3 separate regions of the Homo sapiens genome follow, and all the other regions are linked to region 1. The links are chromatin loops, found by intact Hi-C in ENCODE. Cell type or tissue: chondrocyte. All regions are shown on one strand. Region 1 holds the start of GPATCH2 (G-patch domain containing 2). Region 2 holds the start of LOC105372923 (a long non-coding RNA gene). Region 3 overlaps GPATCH2 (G-patch domain containing 2).

Region 1 (8,000 bases):
AGCTAGGAATTACTAGAGAAAGTTAACAACAACAACAACAACAACAACAACAACAACAACAAAAAGGCCAATACTCTGTCAAGTGACAATGGAACTGCCACTGGAAAACTGTAACTGAGACAGTGAAAGAGATCTGACCTAACCAACTCCATCTTGCTTCTAACCTTCAAGCTGTCCTCGTTCATTCCTGACATAGGCTGAACTAACTTTGCCAGGAACTTAGTTTATAGTTTAAAACAAAGATGATAATAGGCCTTTCCCAAGGCAAACCCCCTTCTTGCCTGGGGACTAGACTGCCTTTGTTGGAATAACAAATTAGTTAAAAGATTAGAAATTATGGTTTGGGAGTCACGCAGCTGGAGGCTATAAGATTCTGACCCTCCCTAAATGGCTCCTGGGGATAATATCAGTATTGTAAAACCTAAGATCAGTGCTAGAGATATTTTGCAGATGCTGCACTTGATGGATCAGCTGGCACCACCCAGATTGATAAACTGGCTCTGACCTTGTGGCCCCCACCCCAGAATTGACTCAGTGCAAGAAGACAGGTTCCACCCTCTATGATTTCATCTCTGACCCAACCAATCAGCCCTCCTGACTCACTGGCCTCACACTAACCCATCAAATCATACTTAAAAACTCTGATCCCCTAATGCTCAGGGAGACAGATTTCAGTAACAATAAAACTCTGGTCTCCCACACAACCGGGTCTGTGTGAATTATTCTTTCTTTATTGCAATTGCCGTCTTGATAAATTGGCTCTGTCTAGGCAACAGGCAAGGTGAACCCACTGGGAAGTTACAACAACTGCCTACTATCTTTTGTTCACCTTATGTCCAGGACAAAATTTTCAGTCTCTTTGATGGGCTGGCCAAAACATAAACACACACCAAACATTCCCTGTGGGAGCAACTTTCCAGAGTATTATGTCAGTCGGGCAACCCACACTCCTCCTATTCTTTGTAGTTCAAAATCTCCTCCTGTATTTGCTGCTCACTTCTTGGAGTTCCAGATCCTTCCTCTTTGTTAGGCAGAGGAGCTTCTCGTTTCCACATTGGACTTCCAGGCCTCACAGGACTCAGATACTAACCTAAACACTTAGGAATGTATTTTCTCAACCAAGTCATCTTTCAGCTTCAGCGTTATTCTGATGCTAGCCATTAGGAAGAAGCCTTTTTGTCCGTACCTTGTTACGAAAACAGAAGACATTGAAAGAAACCAAGGAGACTTTAAATTGTTTCCCACAACTCTGTTCCCTACATGTTAACGGATTTGGGACAGTACACTCAAGCCATTTGGACCTCTGGATCTTGGTGCTTGTTGCAATTTAATTAAATCAGCTTAATGGGAAGAAAATTTTGTTTAGTGACAGTGAACAGCGGAGGTTTTAGAGTTAGATTAGTTGGCTCTGATAATTCATAATTGACCTCAAGACATCCGCCTGCCCTGGCCTCCCAACGTGCTGGGATTACAGGCCTGAGCCACTGTGCCTGGCCAATTAATTGTTTGTTTGGCACTTCATCAGGCTTTTCTAGAACATTGTTCTATAGCTCTAAAAATATAGATTATCTAATAAATAGATAATTTCTACATTAACTTATAACATTGTGATAACCAAGTGAAATATCATATGTAGTTGTTCCTGGTGCAATCCCTCATATATAATCAGTCCTCAAAAAATACTGGTTGTTTCCCTTTCTGTCCATGTTACTCTATTGTTGTTATTATTTATTTATTTATTTATTTATTTATTTATTTATTTGAGACAGAGTCTTGCTCTGTCGCCCAGGCTGGAGTGCAGTATTGCGATCTCGGCTCACTACAACCTCTGCCTCCTGGGTTCAACTGATTCTCTTGCCTCAGCTTCCAGAGTAGCTGGGACTACAGGCGTGCACCACCATGCCTGGCTGATTTTTGTAATTTTAGGAGAGACAGGGTTTTGCCATGTTGGCCAGTCTGGTCTGGAACTTCTGCCCTCAAGTGATCCATCTGCCTCTGCCTCCCAAAGTGCTGGGATTACAGGCATGAGCCACTGAGCCCAGCTAGTATTGTAATTATTTTTTAAAAGCCTATATTCCATACAAGGATGTGAACATCATGATGGATGGGGCTTATTTCATTTATATATGTCATAAATACAGCACCTGCCACATACTCTAAATAAATAGATAATTTCTATGTTTAGCTATTGTTAGTATGTTTACTTAAACCAGGGCTACAGATTTATTGAAAAATTCATTAATGTGAGTCTTCAACAATTATTGTGTTACTATTATTTGTATGGGGCTATCATAGACGTTGGAGACAAAAATAATGGTGAGCAAAATAAGAGACACTGTCTCTGCTACTAGTTTAAGAGGGGAGATAGATATTATCTCATAAAAGAATGTAAAATTGAATTGTGATCAGTGCTGTAAGAGAGGTACGTTGTGAAATAATGATGTAGTAGGTGAGATAAACGTTAGAATAAAAGCAGCTCAGCAAGACCCTATCTCATTGACATATTTTCCATTGGTCTGTCATGTCACTGTATTCCATAATAGTCTAATTCACTTTTTTGCAGTTTCTTTTAAGTTACAAAAACTCCTGGGGCAATGCTTCTTTAAAATGAAACTCTTCCTGGGCAAGAAGTTTGGCTGTAGGGAGATGAAGAAGACTGCTAGTGGTTTTCTTACCCGTTATCTATTAATTAATATATTGGTACTAGTTACCGTGTCAGAATGGTTTAGACACTTTCATTTTATTTTATTTTATTTATATTTATTTATTTATTTATTGAGACAGGGTCTTAATTTGTCACCCAGGCTGGAGTGCAGTGGTACAATGTCGGGTCACTGCAACCTCTGCCTCCCAGGTTCAAGCGATTCTCCTGCCTCAGCCTCCGGACTAGCTGGGATGACAGGCATGTGCCACCATGCCCGGCTAGTTTTTGTATTTTTAATAGAGACGGGGTTTCACCATGTTGTCCTGGTTGGTCTAGAACTCCTGGCCTCAGGTGATTCGCCCCCCTCGGCCTCCCAAAGTGCTGGGATTACAGGCGTGAGCCACCACACCCGGCAGATACGTTCATTTTAAAAAGGCGAATGAGTCATAGAACAATTGAGTTTAGTGATGTTTGTAAAATAACGGAGGCTCAAATCCCTAGGTAGATGGGACACAATCTGAGTTCATTGGGCTAGTGAGTCAGGGTGACCCCCAGTCAGGGTATTGAACATAGGTTTCATCAAATTGCAGAGTGGTGATGTCGAAGAAAAAAAGCACTTTACAATTTTATCTATGCTGGGAGTTTCCTTAAATCATCTCACACTGAATATCTACGGCCCCTCTCTATTTAGAATTTCGTTGTATGGTAACAGAAACTCCCAATTATGTTTGCAGCCCATTAAGGGAAGAATTGGGTACTACTTAATGAATTAGGGTAATCGTTAAATCGTTAATTGGAAACTCCCGCTGAGGAACAACTGGTATAAAGTCACGCCCGCCCTTTACGCGATCCTTCTCTTCCTGACTTACCTGTTCCTAAAGTAGTACTGATTTCCTACAGTCGACGACCTAGCTTGCAGCCGGGCTAACGTGGCCATGGTCTCTTGGCCTTGGGTTTACAACTGGTGTTACTACCGGTCTCCATGGTAACTGGGCTAAACCATAGCTCACTCCCGGGGTTCGACTTTTTGTTCACTCCTCTTTTCTCTCATGCTGCTTTGACTTTAAGAGCACTAAAAAGAGAATTAAGAAATTTCTGTGTAGCACAAAAGTTTAATTTATTTGTCTCTGTCTCTACTGCGAGTAGGAAGAGGGGATTATAGGAAGGGGAAAGCAGTAAACGCGGAGAACTAATGGTTGCTCCGGGCATCCGGTTTCCGCCGCCTGTCGGCTTCCGGAAGCTCATCTCAAAATGCTGAACTGCTCTTTGGAAGTCGCCGGTGCTGTTGTAGTTGGAGTCTGTTCACGGGCCTGAGCTTCGAGGCCAGGCTCCCGGGTGTCGTTAATGTTCGGGGCCGCCGGGCGCCAACCGATCGGAGCTCCAGCAGCCGGGAACAGCTGGTGAGGCTGGCGGCCCTGGGGAGGGGGAGGTCAGGGAAGGGTGTGATTGCCCGAGGCCGCTCCGCTGGACCTGGAATGGAGGCGGGAGGGAGCTGTGATGGATGATCTGAAGACATCTAGGCCTTGCTCTCACTCATTCCTGGGATGCACGCAGTTTGAGGGAGCTCTTGGGTGTGTGCCAAAGATTTGTGAAAGAATACAGTAAATGTTTTCTGATTGCTTGTTTAACAATATTTTAGAAGTCAAGCTTCCTGTACTCCAGGAGCAATTCATCTCCTCATTGATTGTTGACAACACTAGGGACAGGAAGAATTTATCTTAATCCGGGCCTTATTCCCCACTCCTCTTTCAATATTTACCAGATTATACCAAGTCTTTTGGAAGATAAATTCCAGAAATCTAGAGTTCTGGAAGTTCAATCGTGGAAAACACATCACCCTCTCACCCCCTTTTTTAAAGAGAGAGGGTAACCTACCTGTTTCCACCCTCTTGAACATTCTATTCAAGTTAAAGTGAGATATGTATGGGGGCTTTCCAAGAACCTATAACTGTCAGGATTAAGTTTGGGGCTTGACTATGTCTATGGTATCATGTTAGAATAATATATTGCTTTGACTTTTCAAAGTATTTCCACAAATTAATACACTTTATCCTATGACAGCCTTGTGATAGCAGAATATCACAAGCACAGAAAATTCAAGTACCGTGTCCAAAGTTGCCCTGTACATTTTAATCCTAGAGCTAGAATCCTGATTTGGGGATTTCTAGTTGAACACTCTGTATTATCTGTCCTGTTTTTCTCCCAAGCCCTTTTCCTCCAAACATAACATAAGACAACCAGTGACACAAACAAGCAATTTCCCATTGAAAATCCTCAAACATAAAGTTCTGACCAACAGGTGAAAGAAATGTGGCTAAATGGTGCGTGTTCATTCCTAGATTCTGCAAAAATTAGAACATGAGGAATTCTAGTAGTCTGTGATCTCAGATAATTGCTTTTCCATCACCTATCACTGAAAAGTTAAAAGAATACCTTATCCAAAATATTTCTAGTTGGACCTGATCATCCTGTAGTTAATTTTATAGTGAATATAGATTTGATTATACTATTTGTAAATTATTACATTTTCCAGTGAGAAAAGTAGGGAGCATTTTTTAAATGAACCAGTTTTTAATGGTATAACTAGCATAGAATGAAATGCACAATTTTTACAGGCTTAATTTTATTAGTTTTGGCAATTGCATATACTTATGTAAACACCACACAAAACAAGATAATGGATTTGTCCATCACCCCACAGTTCCCTCTCAAGGATACCTGTCTTAATGTTTCACTGTTCATTATCTTGGTTAAGTCAGGGAGACAAAATGTCCTATGTAGATTGGTCTGCTCTTCCTAGGGTGCTATTGATTTGTAGGGTAGGTGACTACATCAGAATGTGATTGATTCTCTCAACTTCTTTTACCTTTAAAATCATGGTTAGGTACTGAGAGAAACCTCCTTCAATTCTCTTTAAAGGCTCGCTTGTCATACAACTCACCATTTCTTATGGCACCAGAGTATAACAAAGTGGTAGCACTTAGTATTTTTGAATGAAATTCTAAAGTCATTCCTGTTCTGTCAGAATGAATATGTTCCAGAAAACTGGATCTTTATTTTCTAGTCTATCTGTATGACTATCTGTATGACTATCTGGAATGTAAAAATTCCAGATTTCTTAATGGAATTTTCTTCTTCATTAATTGAACAGATATTTACTATATAAGTATGTTTGATCCCAGTAATAAATTCCAGTCCCACTGGGAATACTGCTACTAAGCAGTTAATTAGGTGCCAGGTTTTACAAATATGTGTCATCTCATGTAAATCTTTTGAGGTAGGTGTATCATTCTTTGCATTTTAGATAAGGTGACACAGAAGCAAAGATGGTTTAAGTAACTGGCCTAAGTATCATATTTGCAGGATGATTCCAGTATACCCCCCCAAAATTCTTAACCACTTTTATATGTTGCCTATGTGTCTGAATGAGATATAATATCTCAAGGAATATGTAACCTAGCAGTTAGATGCCCAAATTTGTTAACCAGTCTGGATTTTCTGACTTATTTAGCTCCCATCTTGACTTTTTCAACTTCTCCAGTGTGGACGTTGCTGTTTCAATTTTTAGGCACCAAATGGGTAAATGTGGATAATTTCTGTATTCAACTATGGTATTCTTTTTTTTTTTTTTTTAACTTTATTATGTGGCTTTGCTTAAAAAAAAGCCATTAAAATAAACTATATTGACTCTGGACTTTTGTTTCTGCATTTTCATTCCTATTAGGTATTTTGATTTTATTGAAATCCAGAAAACTGCATAGTAAATGGTGTGCATTTTTTTGAATTGCTTGTTTTTTGGAGTTTGTTAGTCTTGAACTTAGTTGCATACTGGCAGGTTTGAGTCAGGTTTTTGTTTCAACAATTAAGAATCAAAGCAATAAACAGTATGATTTTGTTCAAGTAATTCATTAAATTTGTTATAGCTTCTTAGCATCCATATTTATGTCAAGCTGGAAGCCTTTACGTTGTCTTTGATAATTTTTCCTTAACTTCACATTTACTTAGCTAAAAGCCTAGAGTGTCTGGCTTGTTAATGTAGCAGAAAATTTGGAATATGGATTGTCTAAAAGTTTTAGTCATTATGTTTTTCTTTTGTTTTTTGTTCAGTCATTTAGTCATTCATTGGTTTGCTCATCTGGCAGATTATTTTTTAAAATCTGTTATGTGTCAAGCAGTATGCTTCTAATTAATATTCAGTTGTCTTCATTCTCATTCCTGTTATAGGAATTCAGGTTATATGTTCAGTAAATTTTTATTGAACAGTTACTGTATGTTAATATAAACATTAAATAAGACTCATTTCCTACTTACTGTTTGCCTAATGCATTTGAATATATGCATATTGACAAGAGCTATAATGAATTACTTATTAGATTCTAAATTTTTTGTTTTGTTTTAAACTGACTTTATTTCCTATAGGCAGCTTTTTAATAGTTTACATTTTGAAAGCAATTAGAATGTAAGGAAAAGTTTGAATGACTCATGAAGTCATTAAATGAAGTAGCAAAAAAATCAGAAGCATGGTCTTCAGATTTAATAATAAATGAGCTTGCCTTATTAAATCACTAATTTGGAAACTAGGGTTAGACTTTTTTTTTCTTAAAGCCATTCACGGTTTGATTTTGAGCAAACCATGGTAAAGAGGAAAGAAAACTTCCTGAAAGTTCCTATGGTAACAAAGGTGACAAAGTAGAAGCTGCCAGGAGCACCCGTGATTGAATACAAGTTAGTGGAGCTTTTGCTTCCTTTCCAGTTTTAACGGGGAAGGATTATTTAATCTTTTTAACTTTACATATGTATATTTTTAAGGTGGAAATAGGTCAGATACATAGCATTAATTTTTTTTAATTTGGGATTTAAAATTTTTTTTTAGCTCCATAGAGTCTTCAAGGAGTCCATGAACTTACTGAAATTGTATGCAGCAATTTATATATGTCTGCTAGCCTTCCTTTTCCCGACATTCAGAGTGCTTCATGACCTCAGAAAGATTGAAGGCCTTTAACTATAATACCCTCAAGATTCCCAGTATGGTTATATCTTAAAAGCAGAATTATTTGGGATCTTTTGGTGACCAGTTTCTCTTATTTGTGGGTAGAGGTCGTTGAAACATGAAATAACTTACCTTGAACATTAAGTACCCACTCATCCTCAGAAAAATCTTTTCAAGGTAGAAATTATGCAGATTTTTATGATGAATAAACAGAATCAGAAGATAGGTAATTTGTCCAATGTCCTATAGCTAATGAATATAACTGGAATTAGCTACCAAATTCATAGCCTTGATTTCTAAGCTCATGTTCTCTGTAGTTTTCTCCCAGCCTTTTTTTTTTCCCTAGAGAATGGTGTTTCCTATTTA
Region 2 (8,000 bases), 530 kb before region 1:
CTTACAATAATTGATTCATTCCATACTTGAAACCCACTGATCTCATTACAGTTATAGGAAGGCATTTTAGCTGTTGCAATTTAGACTTACCTCAAAGAAAAAAAAAAGGCACGCTCTACCCACTTCGGATTTCTGCAACATGTGAAATAATTAGGTCATATCATGTATCAAAATAAAATCCTGTTACTGACCTTTCTAGACTCAAAAGGCTGCCCTGGAAATATACAATAAAACGTATTTCATTTTGAGCAATATTTGCATGGTTGAGAATGACACTGTTGTCAACTATTAACTTCATGCACCTATTTTTCCATTAATAATTTTACTGTATTAAAATAACCAAAACACAGGTTTGAACTATAAATTCTAATATTTAAGTCAGCTTCTACAAAGAAGCTCTCAGTTCTAAGAACCCAAAATATGAAATGTAGTATATTAAGGATACCTACTAAATATTATTGAAATCCTGACTCATCTTCAAAGGTATATGCCATATTTCTTTATTTCATATACTGTTCCATAAAAATTAAAGAATACATTTTTAAAACCAACTGATCATATTAAACTATGTCTTAGAACACTGCATTTTTTTGAAGGCTTTGATAAAAATGCAGTGGGTCTTAAAGAACACATAGAGAGAATTATTTTTATATGCTAATATTTTGAACATTTAAGAACGCAGAAAATATTTGGTGAAATACTGGTTATTTAAGGGAAACTGAACTAGCATTTTTATTTCGTAAATCATTTAAAGGCTATTTAAAAATAAAGGGGTGTTGCACATCGCTTCTAGTTATGTTCTTTTCATTGAACTTTCATTATTGCTGCAAAGACTTTAAAAAAAAACTATAGTTTATCACATAGTAATTTTATCCACAGCAGAAAACAAGTTTTATAAAGTTAAAAAGGACATTTTTGCAAGAAGTATTTTCAAGCACTTATGACAAACTACATGAAATAAATAAAATAAAAACTAGGTTGTGTGCACTTGAAGTTTATTGCTTAGGAAACATTCTCTTTAAGCTAATATAATCATTTCTATGACTTACCACTGTTTAGCTATGGGGGTGGGAGACATTTCTCTGGTGGGGAAAAAGAAACTTTGAGTTTTCCTGTCAATTGTGAATATTCTTGATTTGGCTGATGGGAGTCTTGATCTCCCAATCCTAATATCTTCAAGTGCAGGGAAATCTAATTCATTAACTTTTCCAAGCATTTTAAAAGTTTCTTTTCATCAGAGACCATTTTGACCTTCTTTATCCATACCACTCTAGAGATCAGAAATACAAATGACAATAACAGATACCCATTAGTAGCTCAGAAGCCCACGCTGTATGACTGTACACTCTAAAGGCAAATTATCTTTGTACAAAAATATCCATATTTTAAATGAACCGTTAGACACTGGATACCACAGTGACAAGTATCCTAAGATCAGCATAGGATCATTTTAAAATGTTCTAATCTTAAAAATGTGAGATATGAAATATTTTAAAATGTATTTACGCAAAATGTATTTTTAAAATACCCTCAGATAATTTACTCATCTCTATTCTCCCACTTATATGTTTAAATTAAATATTAAAAGTAAAGTCAAGTCCTGAGAAACGACTGATTTCAGCACAAAGGATAACTGTTGTTCTTCAAGTTACTTCAAAATTATAGGAAGAACTGTTCTTTTCAAAACTTGTATTGCTTGAGCAAAAATGTATTTAATTTACATATGTGTTCCTTTTACTGAATAACCCTTTAATAGTTAGTTTAGTGAAAACTGTGTTCTAATAATCCAAGGAATAGTATCAGATGCACGTATCAAGAATTGTTCATCCTTACCAATAACTATATTTTAGATGATTTTTTATTTCCAATATTAAAATAAAAATGTTTACAGTTCCTTTGTTTAAAATAATCATTTTATAATTAGTACCTAATATTTGTAGAAACAAAAGGGAATTTGTGTTTCAAATTTAGAATGTATTGAAGTTTTTAGGAGATAATAAATAATTTAAAGAATTTTAAAGATTAAGACAAACGACTATTTTTCAAGGTTATCTATGTTTGTAAGTGGTGGTGTTAGGTTTTCTAGACTTTAAATTTACAAATTTTAGTTTCACAAAGTTGTATTATACCCACACCAAAGGGGAGAAATGTATAAATTTGAAAGTTTTTTCGAACCTTTAAAATAGAAATATTAATATGAATGATTACTGTGACTTTCTTTAGCCAACTATAAGTAACTTCATTCAGGGAAGATAAATTAGTAAATCTCAATGCTTTAAGTTTTTTAAAATAAAAAATTTAAAATTAACCAGAAAATCAATTTTGAAGTACAATATTAGTGAGAATAACTATAAAGATCTATAAAATACTTTAAAACCGAATCCATTAGAGGTGAATATTATGAGATAAATTTTCTTTAAAATTACCTAATTTTCTATTAGTTATGCCGCTCTCTTTTGTCTCAGAGTTTCTATTTCATATACTCTATTTTATATATCTTACTGAAATTATAAAACATACACTGTCCTGAAACAAATATCAGTCAGACATTTCAAACTCCACTGATATCTAAAATGTCCTTAGAAAAAATAATAGAAAAGACTTAAAAATAAATCTGGAAAGACTGGCATTACAATAAGCTTTTCGTTAACTAAAATAATTTATTCACTACGTTTTTATTTTCAATATTTTGTTGAAACAGAAGGCATTTATATATGTACTCTTGTTACTCTTGTAGAAAAGAGATTCCCCCCTTTTTCAAGCATAATGAATGTACTGAAATCACTCTCCCGTCACTTATATAATTGCAACCATTAATAAACATTTGTGTGGCAATATTACCAAGCAGCACCTAAAGTAAATACATACTTTACGAATTCTGGATTATGTTCTCAATTTGCACTCCATTTCCTTTTTCCACTTGGTTATATTTCCCTCACTTCCCTTGTTTATTTTCATAATCACACCTTCCCCGACCTGTCCAAAGAACCATAGTGGTTACAGTAAAAAACACTGTACAGAAACATTTTCTACAGCCAGTTTATGAGAGTATTGATTCATTTTGGATACTTTTTCTTGCCACTCTACTGCTTTTCTGCCATTCTCACACGTGCTCCTTATCCAGGGCACTTACATGAACTCCCCTCCTCTCTCTGCTGATTTCATCGTCCCCCCCACCCACCATCAAACATTAAACCCCTTGAAGGACTACTCCCAAATCTCATTCTGTAACTGGATACATTAATTTTAAAAACTGGGTTTCTCGTGAAAGTTGGCTTTGTGATTAGGTGTCTTAGAAAATTCTTTGCACTGGGAAACGGACTATATGGGAATTTCCTTATGTTTTCTTTTTCTCTCCCCACAATGCCACATAAGGTGCGATTCAATATTTTTGATAACTTTAAGGGCAAATAATATTTCATGTTAATTCCTATTTCCTGAACAGAATTTTAAAGCAAAATAATATGCAGACAGTAACCCCCCAAAGATGGTTTAAAATTTTTTTCTCATTTGCATAGCAAGATTTAATTTTCATCCCTTAAATATGACGAATTGCTGAGATTTTCTCCAGTTAATGCTTTTAACAGCTCCCAATAAACTTCATTAATCAGGCAAGCTCGAGGCCCAATGTGTAGCCTGCAAGCAGCTAATTTGCTTGATGAGACCCCGACTTCAGTGAATAAACAGGTGTATAATCTGAGGGCTTTATGGCCTTAATTACAGTCTAATCAGTTCAGCGGTTGGCGGGCAAAAGAGAAAGAAAAAATGGTGGGGGTGCGGGGGGAGCTCAAAGCCACTTTTCCTAAAATAGGCGACATGTCCTCTTTCTTAATACACCTCAACGACTAATCTTCAGTTTCTTCTCCCCGTCTATTTCCTCCTTCCCGTCCTCTGGCTGTTTCTCCTCGGCCTTCCCTCCGCTTAACCTCTGCGTTCCCGCTCCTCCTTTCTCGCCGTCTTGGCGTCTCCCCGGGAAGCGCTCCGCTCCCGGGCTCGGGCTCGCACCTCCGCGATCCCGGTTTCTACCGTTCCTCGGGCGGCGGGGTCACTTTGCTCCCCCTCTTGTTGGCGTCCCCCCTTCCTCCCCTCTCTTCTAGCCCTCTCCGCTCCCCCCGGCATGTCCCGCCCCCGCTCCCCGCTGCACATCCTCCCTGTCACCCGTGGGCCGCCTGACAAATCACTTCAAGGGCAGCCGAACTTTGAAGGACAAGACAAAGCTCCGGCATATGGTCCGATCCCCAGATGTTTGTCTTTCTTCTGCCGCAGCCCCCCACCTCCCCCTGCCCGGGGTTCGTCGGCAACCCAGCTCAGCACTTCCTTCTCCTTGCGCCCCGCGCCGCTCCCCGCTCCCCCACCTCCAAGTTCCCCGCCGAGGGGGAAGTCGCTTAATTTTCCTCTACGGCTTTTGTTTCGCCGGCCTCCCTCTCTAGCCGATTAGTGGGGGGCAAGGCGAGGTTCCTTTAACCTAACGAGGTCTGTGGAACTCCGCCGTGAGAGTCTCCCGGTCGGCTCCCGGGACGTGGGGTGCGGAGAGGCCGCGACGCGGCGGGACAGGGCAAGGCCCCGGCGAGGTGCCGTCCCGAGACGCCGTTCGCGTCCCCGCTGGGGCGCGGGCTGGGGCCGCTCTGGGTCCCGGCGCCGCCCGGGACTGGAGGGCGCGCAGCGGGTCGGCGGCTCTTCGGCTTCCCTACCCGCTCACTCGGGGGCGCACTGGCACCCCCAGGCCCCGGCCGCGGAGGAGCGAGCCTCCCTCGCCCCGCAGCGCGACTCCGACTGGGAAGCCGCGGCAGGGGTGATGGAGGAGACACCCCCCGTTTGGGCGGAGGGAAGCCGCCGCACCCCGGGCAGCGGGGAGGGGTCCGGCGCTGCGCGAGCAGGGTTGGCCCTGCTCGACCTGGGACCCCTGCTGGGTAAAGTGCGGAACAGGACGGGGAGGAGGGAGCGACCCGCGCCGGGCCAGGCGAGGGCGGACTGGAAGCAGCGGGGCTCACGCGGGAGCGCCTCAAGGCTCTAGACCATAAGCCGAGCCCTACCGCCTCGGTGATGAGCCCGCACCTCTTCCCTATTTCGGACCGGCCAGACCTCCCACCCAGTCTTCTCGGTCCTGCTGATGACCCGTTGCTGACTAAAACTGTTTTGGGTCTAGAGGGTCGCGCACGTCTGGCCACCACAGCTTTGGGGCGAAGGAATTGGGTTTCACTTAGTCAAACTGCCCCGCGATTTACTTTCTTCCTTCCCCTCAACCTGCATCCCCTTAGCGGTGATTGATCCGTAAGAGCCCAGAGAAAGTCACTCCCCCCGCTTCTTAATCAGCTGCCTCTATCTATTTATAACCACACAACTTTGCTGGCGGTAGGTCAACAAAGGCGTGGAGAGCGGCGGAGAGTCTCCGCAGTGCAAACAATGAAATAAACGGGACGTGTCTGTTTGCATATACGTTACCCGGTGAAATCCGATTGTCCTAGGACAAACCAGCGCTCAAAGGCTGCAGTCATTTTATTTCTCCGTAATTTTATTTGCCTACATTTAAGGAAGTAGAAGGTACTAATCCTGCACGGCAAAAATAGAAGGGCATCCGGTAAACAGTCTACTCTCTTCCACGAAATGTTTTAGAAGTCTGAGCATGTGATGATGTCCTGTACAGTGAATTCTGGTTCTGACAAAAATGCAAATTCTAACCCGAGAAACTGAGTTTACATATTCAGATGTTGTTTTTATTGTTACCGTTCCCTCCCCCGACCCCACACCCTAGGTGGGGAGAGTTTTGGAGTTTTTACTTTTTGTTTAGTCCCTACTGTCACCATTCTTTAATAGATAATGTTATTTTTTAAATAAAAGTAATTAGTCATTTTAGAAACGCAGACTCGAATTATGTGAACAAAGTGCACAATAAAATATGTTATCAATATTTTTACTGGTGTAATGGAAAAATATATCCTACGCAGAAGGATTAACTCGAATAAAATATTGACTACTGTAAAATAGAAACTTCATGGTTTCACCACATATATTTTCGGTAAGTGGCTGAATCAGCAGAAAATTATTTAAAACTACACTACAGTTACAATGTCTTAAAAACAGATTATGGCACTACCTCAAACCATGTAAATAACTAGATCGTCATAGTAAAACAGAGGTTTCCAAAAAACATCAGGAAGAACTTAGAAAATTAAAAAGTATTTTTTTTCGCTGCTGTCCTCAAATAAGTTAGGTAGGTTCTACAGTCTTTGTGGACAATAGGTGAGCCTGGACCTTTTGTTCTTTGTGTGTGTGTGATCATAAAGGAACAAATGTCTGTTTTGCGACTAGAGAATCAGGCATCTCCAAAAGAATAGCCATGCTCAGCATCCTCTGCTTATCTAAACTAAATTACAGCTTAATAATATTGCATCCTGTGCTACCCGGATGCTCTCACACACCTGAGTGGACCAGGGCATTTTACTGCCTAATTTCTCTTTTGTGTTATGTCTTGATAATTAAAATGCATTATTCCTTCTTTTTCAAAATACAATAGGAATCCCTCATCTCCTGCCCCCAAGTTCTGAAAATTCTCAGACCGGCCCTGGAGAAATACAAATGCACAAAGCGACAGGCGAAGCAGGCCCTGTGTTCAGCACTCAATCATTTCCTGTCACAGGTGCAGCCTCTATGCATTATCCTGCCATGATTGATAGAGTGGGTTTGTGCAGACCAGGGGAGCTGGGGAGGCTCAGATGGGGTCCTGTCATTTGGGCTCCATTTCATACTACCTGTAGGGAAAAGGAAATGCTTTGCAGGGATTGGCTGTTTAGTGAGTTTTAAATTTTAGTTTCTCATATATAATAGAAAGGTCATATTTTCTAAAAGTTAACTATATCTTTAAGCTTTATCTTAGAGACAACTTCATTCTGGGAAAAACAAAACAGCCAATGGTAACGCAATAGATTTCATTTCATTTAGAGTTGATATGTTACAGAAGTACACCCACAACCTAATTTCCCATAATTACATTAAGTATGTAGAGTTATTTCCTTAAATCTTAGTCTTTAAACAGAAGAAAACCAAAACATTTTTGGTTTATACCCATATTGAGATTGATTTCTATATAACAAGGCTAAAAAATGCACTTACATCATTGCAAAGCACTTTACTACACGACAAATTTTGTTTTGTTATTGTCATTCAATAATACACTAAACATACAGAATACAATACAAAATAAAGCAGAAATATTTATCGTGTTAGATTGTGGCTATTTTTCATTTTAGCTGAGGACCAGATTTTTGAGTTAGCTGTTGCTATGATCAGTCAAGATCTTAACTAATTAATGTAAGATCAAAGTTGGCAACCATCTCACCAGTGTTATGTAAAACTGTAAAATCCTCTAGGTCCTTCATTTCTTTTTGAAATGGCTAAAGGCAAAATGATTTGCATAAGGAGGTCTCAGATTTTAAGATGTAAAACTTCTTTCATTGGGATTATTAAGTGGCTTTCAATGATATCCACAGATGTTCATGCACCCACTGCAATGCTTTAATATTTTTCCTTGTGGTTTTTACATACAGCCTGATAGATTGTTTAAAATGATAGGAGTGGGAAATGAAATGGCCTTTAAAATGTTCCCAATTTTTTTGACACCAGAGCATTCTATCAACACATCTCCATTTTATAATTGCAGCAAATGCTACTACATTTCTCTGAGAAATTTGCCAACTAAATTGTTACCAAACATCAAATTATCCTTTATTTTTCTTAAACTGACAAATTACACCCAAAGAAAAGAAGGATTAAACATTTTAGCTTCCTAGAAAACAGACCTACAATCTACAAGGCATTTTTGGTTTTTCGTATTTTCCCTATTACAGCAATGATCTGGAAAATACAACAATTTAAAATTCTGAGCGTCCACATAATCATTTGGAGTAAATGTTTATATAAGTAGCATTTATAAAGAAACATTAATAAAAGGTAATTCATATTGCCATTTTCTCTTTTTTATAAGAATTAGAATGAAAAGGGAC
Region 3 (8,000 bases), 100 kb after region 1:
TTTCTGCCACCTAGGAAGTGCTCAATCATCGTTTGTTGAAATCAATAATAATGGATGCTATTTACTGAGTACATACTGGGTTAATCACAGAGGACAAAAGAATAAAACAGTACCCCTGCACTTGGAGTTGCTCACAGCCCAGTGGAGTGTGCTACTTGGGATTCTGTTTGTGTACCGGTCCAGCGGAGTTGGGTTGTAGTGACATTATGTCCATGTTTCACAGACTGACTATGATAGACAGTATCCTATTTTTTCAGATTCCATGGTGTGGTTTAATGTCCACAGAACTCATAGTTAATACTGTGAAACAATTCAAGAAATAATTGGTGATTTCCAGTTTCTTAATTATATTGATGCATACATGCTCCTCTTGCTTTGTAGGTAGCTTCTAGAATGGTTTGTAAGCACATATGATATATCCTGCCATGTTCTCAGAGTATATGCTAGTGCTTGACAGCATCCTTTCTGTCATCAAATTTCTTAACAGTGTGCTACCCAGGAAGATAATTCAGCAATTTTTCTTTTTTCTTGTATTCTTTTTTCCTCTGTTTTCACCAACTTGTCAAAAATGTTTTAGGTGTTCATTAATGATAGTAATGAGCATCTCTTTCATTTTCTATATTTTAAAAATTATGAACCACTCTTTATGCAAAGCACTGAGTAAATTATATGCCTGTAGTCAGTTGATTCTCTTTGTATTGTCTACTATTTTTTTTGTGTACTATTTCATGAGATAGGTATTAGAATGGTTTTAATTATGCAGATGGCAGTGTGCCTTCAAAAACACCATATCCAGATTTTTGAAAGACTACAGTATTTAACCTGTTTGTGAATTACTTGAGGTATAGTCTGAATTTTTATGACTATTGTAAAATGCTAATCAGCTCTCATGAAAAATATTTGTGCTTTTGACTAATTCAGCACATGTTTCACTGTAGGCAAATGTGCCAGATCCTGGTGGCAATACAATAGTAAATAAGACATAGCCTCTGCTTTTGAGAAACATATTATTATAGAGAAGACAAACATATGTGTAATTCTAACATGAGGCAGATAATCTGTTAAGTGATATAAGAAAGATACAGAGACATATAGGAATTAAAGTTGGATAAAGAAATTACTTCTGTTTTGTGTGATCAGAGAAGCCTTCAAGGTTCTGCATCGTTATTTTGTATAAAATTAAATAAAGTGTGTGTGTGTGTGTGTGTGTGTGTGTTTGTGTAACTGGGCTTGGGAGGAGGTGCGTTCCCTTTATTTCTTCCAACAACTGAATACCATGTATTCAACTGGTCTGCCTCTTCAGGTTTTCAGGCCCTTAGAATTGGCCAAGAAAAGCAAATCAGCTGTAAAACATTCAATTTAGAGACGATTATTATAGCTAAAATACTTCTGTGTTTTATTTTAACTCATGACCTTTACACTAATTGAAAAGCATCAGAATTATCAGCCTATACAGTCACTAATAATGTCTTTGTGGAAATTATTGAATTAAGTTTTATAATTTAGACTAAGTACCACAGGCTTTAAGTAACTATTTTTAAACATTGAGTGTTTTGTAAACTAAATATGTATCTGCACTTCTGATACAATCACGAGAAAAAAATTATTCATTTGATTTTTATTTTCAGTTAATTCACTGAAAGAAGTGGTGATGGCCCCAATAAATAAACATCTTTGATGGCATGATTTTTCTGTGTACACACCCTCCTTGCTCCCAGTCCCACCAACCCTACAAAACTCCTTATTCTTGCTAGCATCTACTGTAACATTTATTGTCATCTTATTATTGAGATTGTACTTTGCATTAGACTGTGAAACAATTAATACAAATAATAATAGCTAATACACACTGATCTATGTGCTTTACAAATGATCTCTTTAATTTTTGTAATAAAGCAATGAAATAGGTACTATTATCCACCCCCATTTTGTAGATGAAGCAATTGAGACAGTCATAACACTGAAACATGGAGAAGTTAGTATTTGGACCCAGGCAGTCTGGCTCCATAGCCCAGTTTTCATCTCTGTGCTCTTCCATTATTAAGAACTACTTTATACTGGAGGGGAAAAAATGATGAAATCCACAAATTTCAGTTTATTTTGTTAAACTTGGTGGATAGCATATTTCATTGTGATCACTGCATTGGATAACAAGAATTACTGCTAGGACTCCATATTACTTTGTTTTCTAGACTTACCACAAAGGTTATGTCTTTGTCACTGTTGATTTTGTAACCTGTAGATTGAAAAGCATGACATACATTACATTGTATTTTTTTACTATGAAACAGTGAAAAAGCTTAAACTAGTATTTAGTACTTTACTACTTGTGGATACATTGGAAGATTTTTATCTATTCTAATTTGTAAAGATAATTCCTCTATTCATGAGTATGTTCTAAAGAGTTGATGTCAGTTTGTAAGTGTGGAGAGCAAAAAGTTAACTCTTGGGCGAGATAAAATATACCTTCTTTATTTACTACATTTGTTATTTCTCATGAGCTTCTGACTGTTAGTGCCGGGTGTGGGGAAATTGGGAAAGAAGTACATTGGTGGAGGAACAGGAATCTGGGAATCATCTTAGTCTGTTTTGTGTTGCTATAACAAAATACCCAAGACTGAATAATTTATAAAGAAAAGAGGTTTATTTAGCTCACAGTTGTGCATGCTGAGAATTTCAAGGGTACCGCACTGTCTTCTGGTGAGGGCTCTTATTCTGCCTCATAACATGGAGGAGAAGGTCAAAGGGGAAACAGACATGTGTGAAGAGAAAAACCTGAGCGATGTCCTGGCTTTATAACAACCCACTCTGGAGGGAACTAATCCATTTCTACAAGAATTAATCCAGTCTTCCAGCAGGAGAACTCACTACCATGCAGAGGGAACCAAACCATTCTTGAGGGATCCCATGACCCAAATGCCTCCAACTAGGCCCCACCTCCCAATACCATTATGCCAGGGACCAAATTTCAACATAAGTTTTGGTGGGGACAAAACAAACCATATCCAAACCATGGCAGGAAGTGAAAAAGATTTTCCAGTTACAGTTATCTCTGTATAAACTATTTATTTGGGTAACTCAGCCCCTTTTTAACAAATGCTTGTTCTTGCAGTTCTCCTCTGTCTCCATCTGATTCTCTCCATGGTGGCACTACAGAGCTTATGTGTCCTGGGGGTAATTATAGGGGAATCTTTTACCTCAGATCCATGCATCATCTGTCTGTCCAATCACTGTTCTTTGCCTTGCTGACCTCTAGCTGGTCTGGACTGAACACTGGCACCACATTCACTTCTGTGAGTCTGGTTCCATTTGGCCTTTGGGGGTATTATTCTGGTATTCATTACTGAAGCCCACAGATTCCAGCCATTTGCCTCGGATCTTCAAGTCCCTTTGCTTTCTTGAATCCCAAGACAGTCCTCACCCTGGTCCCCTCAAGAGGGTACAGGAACTCCTGGATCACCTGTCTCACACTCAGACCTTGGGGAACCAACAGCATTCTCTCAGGCTATCTGTCTGGCCTCCTCCTTCCACAAATGCAGCATTTTTACCTCTGTGCCCTGTTGGACAAGGTGCCAGTTCAAATGTGGCACCTCTTCTAGACATGTTACCTCCCTGACTGTACCTCAGGGAACAGACATCCCTCAGTCCCCCCATGCTTCTCTGACCTTCCACCTTACTTTATGCAAGAGGCATGGAGATCATTAGAATGTTGGTTTCTGACTTACTCCTCCTACTTCAGCCTTAGTTCTCCTTTTCATTCACCAAGGAGCAAGAAAGGGCAGGATGCCTCAGGTCCTAGTCATCGTAGGCAGAAGGATTTGCCTCATCCTGCTGTGTGTAGAAGAAACTATGTATCTTCAAGCTCTTGATACAGGATCTAGAAAGCAACGAGGAAGTAAAGGCAAAAATATGGAAATTTAATACATGAAAACGTTATCTTGTTTGTGTCTTTTTAGTTATTTTTACTTGGCTACCCTTAACAGAGTCTGATGATGTCAATTAGTCATGAAAATCTGGCTTAATTTTTAAAGACTTGAACATAGAGATTATTTTACAGGATGAACAATATTCTTAGATTTCTGAACCTTTGTTGCCTATCCAACCATTATTTTCCATGAACTTCTAGTCAGGTTTATTTCCTCATTTCCAATATATATACCCTTTTGATTCATAACTTGTTTATGCATACAGTCACCCCTCCTTCCATTGGCTTAGATCCTAGCCAGCTCTAACACTCAGCATAAGTCTCATCTCCTCCAAAACCCACATTTGCTAATTTGGGCTTTAATGATTTTTTTTAACTTCCGTTGCAGTTATAACTAAATGAACACAGTTTAGTAGTTGTTTAATCTTTATATAGTTTTATGTTTTAAGTCTGCAACATATTAGCTAGTAGGGTTGATATTGTGCAATTCATTAGAATCTTCCATGTAGCACCTGAGTGCTGGACATATGAAGTAGTTGTTCACTATCTCCTCTCTTATTAGTGAATTCCTGGTCCACCAAATGACTTGTTGTTTTCTAGGACTAAATGTAGAATTTAATAGATATAATTGGCTTCATTATTATTAAAATTAGGGATTGAGCTTGGTGTACATAATAAAGTATCCAAATAATGGTGGCTCGAACAAGAGAGGGTTTTGTTTTGTTTTGTTTTGTTTTGTTTGTTTCCCTCCTGACATAGAAAGGCACGTAGTGGCTTGGTTATCCAGATAAAAGATGCCATGGTGGAAACCTTTGATTCTTTTGGTCTTTAACTCCTAGTCAAAAAAAAAAAAAAAATGGATGTTATTGGCCGTATCCCAGGCACCATGAAGTACAAAGAAGGGCACAAGGCACATGCCAACTGAGTCAGTCACTTAAAGAACTTTCCTTAGAAGCTTCACCTGGTGACTATACATACCTCTTATTGTCCAGAACTCACCTCACAGGAAGTGAGTTATCTCTGGCTACCTGACCGACTTTATAAACCAGTGCTTTCCAACCTTTTTGACACCAGAGACTGGTTTCCTGGAAGACAATTTTTCCACAGACTGGGGGTAGGGGGATGGTTTGGGGATGATTCAAGCACATTACATTTATCATGCACTGTATTTCTATTATTAATGCATTGTAATACATAATGAAATAATTATATCATTATTACATTGTAATACATAATGAAATAATTATATCATTATTACATTGTAATACATAATGAAATAATTCTACAACTCACCATAATGTAGAGGTAGTGGGAGCACTCAGCTTGTTTTCCTGAAACTAAACAGTCCCATCTGGGGCTGATGGGGACACAGTGACAGATCATCAGGCATTAGATTCTCATAAGGAACACACAACCTTGATGCCTTGCAGGCACAATTCACAATTGGGATCACACTCCTGTGAGAATTAAATGCCACCACTGATCTCTCAGGAAGCAGAGCTCAGGTGGTAATATGAGCAGTGAGGAGCAGCTGTGAATACAGATGAAGCTTTGCTTGCTCGTCTGTTGCTCACCTCCTGCTGTGTGTGGTTGGGGTTCCCTGCTATAAACAACCAGATTTGGGATAGACATTTACTTCTATCAAGGTAAAGCTAATAAGTATTTCAAAAATATGACAGTCTGACTGTGATTATTTACTTAGAATAGATATTGGCCAAAAAATGTTAAAAGTTTTAGGTTATTTGGGATTTTTGTTGTCATTTATTGAGTATGTAATATGCTAAGATTATGCTTACACTGCTATTTGTTAACTAATATTTTACCTCTTTTTAATTAACTCATTCACTCATTTATTCATACCGCAAAGAATAGTTTGCAATATGTTGTACTTTTGTACTTTTTCCCTCCCCCATCAAATCATGATTACATACTTTTTTTTTAGCTATGGAAATTTTTAGTGCAATTAATGGTATAGTAAGGTCTTGAACTGCATCACGTAAGATTGAATGATTGAATGGTTGCCTGCATGTTTGTTTTAGGAGAACAGCCTGTACAGAACAATATTTTAAGTGTTTTGTTTGCTAAATATAAACCATATTAAGTTGTCAGTTTAAAAGTGTTGAGACTATCAGCATTTTTCTTATAAATTACTATTGGTCCTTGAGATTCTTAGAAACGCTCTTTTAATTATAAAAACCAGCTGTAATTTTTTCCCCTGATGTAAATTAAGGTTTTATGCAACACCACTATCAGGTTAAGAAGAAATTGACTAGTTTATGAAAACACTTTGAAAAATAGTAGAAATAATACCCAGTTCAAAAAGTATGCACAATGGATGATATGACACATTGTTGAATAATGTGGAAAGAAAATAAATTTTAGCTGCCAAAATGTTGATCATGTGATTTTGAGTACCAAAATAATTTAAGTAGTTTGTAAGCAAGCACTTAAAAGTTTTCCTAGTCTGCTTATATTCTTAAATAAATTTTTAAAATGTGCATGTAGAATTTTTTTCAAAAAGCTATATTAATAATTTGTTATGTCCTCAAACATGTTTGCTGAGTCTCACCATTATCTTCACTACCGTATTGCCCTCTGACCTCTTCTGCTACCCCCCAAAAAATTAAAAAGAAGACAATTAATTTTACATGTATTAAGCTTCAATATGCATAATTCTCCCTAGGAATGAACTACTGAGATCTCTTTTAAGTCTTATCTTTTATATAATAGGCTCTATATAACCTAAGCAACAAGGAGAAAATACTTTCTGGCTTTTATTTTCTATGTATGTGGGTTTTGTTTTTTAACCTTTGGTAAAATTGTGGGAAATGGGAATGAAGACTTTAAACATAAAATAGAATGTTTATTCATTGTATGAAATTCTTTAAAATAGTTGAACATTACTTTTAAAGAATGACTCAAATGTCCAGAGAGATAAAAAAGATTTTTATAAACAAATTCCTTGGCAGGAACTACATTATGTGCTATGTATTTCAGGATAATAATAAGGGCTTACTGTGGGTCAGTGTGTCATATCCCAGTGGTGTCTAGTGAGATGGAGGGTTATCTTATATGTCAGCTAGATAACCCTGTGAACCATTTTGAGCAGGCAAGATAATGGGACTGAATTCTGAAATGAAGGTTGAAATATACTGGAATATTGTTACATGTGAGAACAATCACTTCTTAAAATAAATGTAGTCACCTTTTGACATCATTAGATATATTTGCTAATAATTTTTAATAGAGTATATTTAGGTAAATAGATTGGGTAAAGGATGAAGTGAATTAAATATATGATTATATATTTAAATAGATAAATAAAAATTCCAAATTTTCCCACACACGAGAAGCTTTTATTATTAGGAAGCTGCTGAGCAAAAACTGAAATCTCCCTCTCCCCTCTCCCCTCTCCCCCCTCCCCCTCCCCCCTCCCCCCTCCCCCCTCCCCCCTCCCCCCTCTCCCCTCTCCCCTCTCCCCTCTCCCCGGTCTCCCTCTGATGCCAAGCCGAAGCTGGACTGTACTGCTGCCATCTCGGCTCACTGCAACCTCCCTGCCTGATTCTCCTGCCTAAGCCTGCCGAGTGCCTGCAATTGCAGGTGCGCGCTGCCACGCCTGACTGGTTTTCGTATTTTTTGGGTGGAGACGGGGTTTCGCTGTGTTGGCAGGGCTGGTCTCCAGCTCCTAACCGCGAGTGATCCGCCAGCCTCGGCCTCCCGAGGTGCCGGGATTGCAGACGGAGTCTCCTTCACTCAGTGCTCAATGGTGCCGAGGCTGGAGTGCAGTGGCGTGATCTCAGCTCGCTACAACATCCACCTCCCAGCAGCCTGCCTTGGCCTCCTAAAGAGCCGAGATTGCAGCCTCTGCCCGGCCGCCACCCCGTCTGGGAAGTGAGGAGCGTCTCTGCCTGGCCGCCCATCGTCTGGGATGTGAGGAGCCCCTCTGCCTGGCTGCTCAGTCTGGAAAGTGAGGAGTGTCTCTGCCCAGCCGCCATCCCATCTAGGAAGTGAGGAGCGCCTCTTCCCAGCCGCCATCCCATCTAGGAAGTGAGGAGCGTCTCTGCCCGGCCGCCCC

Evidence for each region. A loop is a pair of places that touch in the nucleus more often than their neighbours do. Peaks named below come from ENCODE experiments on the same cell type or tissue, not always from the same donor. Only the 100,000 strongest peaks of a DNase experiment are listed, where the experiment ranks them.
Region 2: it touches region 1 in a loop (2.7-fold over the local background); 2 of 110 quality-filtered maps call a loop at or near these places.
Region 3: a loop joins it to region 1, with 2.1 times the contacts of the local background. A loop is called at or near these places in 5 of 110 quality-filtered maps.

The regions. Positions count from the first base shown.
Region 1 is chr1:217,626,960-217,634,959 of GRCh38, reverse strand. It overlaps GPATCH2 (G-patch domain containing 2), which reads left to right and starts at 3,870. Exons shown (of 10, transcript NM_018040.5): 1 at 3,870-4,044. The coding sequence starts at 3,989. It overlaps SPATA17 (spermatogenesis associated 17), which reads right to left and starts at 3,616. Exons shown (of 11, transcript NM_138796.4): 1 at 3,514-3,616. The coding sequence starts at 3,581. RefSeq lists enhancers at 3,592-3,831, 3,862-3,931. In chondrocyte, CTCF peaks have their summits at 3,688 and 3,888; DNase peaks (open chromatin) are centred at 3,576 and 4,029.
Region 2 is chr1:218,161,598-218,169,597 of GRCh38, reverse strand. It overlaps LOC105372923 (a long non-coding RNA gene), which reads right to left and starts at 4,541. Exons shown (of 3, transcript XR_001738467.2): 1 at 4,356-4,541; 2 at 2,869-2,976; 3 at 979-1,270. In chondrocyte, CTCF peaks have their summits at 4,553 and 4,753; a DNase peak (open chromatin) is centred at 4,177.
Region 3 is chr1:217,524,261-217,532,260 of GRCh38, reverse strand. All of the region lies in intron 5 of GPATCH2 (G-patch domain containing 2), which reads left to right. Among named protein-coding and RNA genes, the nearest start is that of GPATCH2, 100 kb to the left of the region's middle. In chondrocyte, no CTCF peak of the experiment used is centred here; no DNase peak of the experiment used is centred here.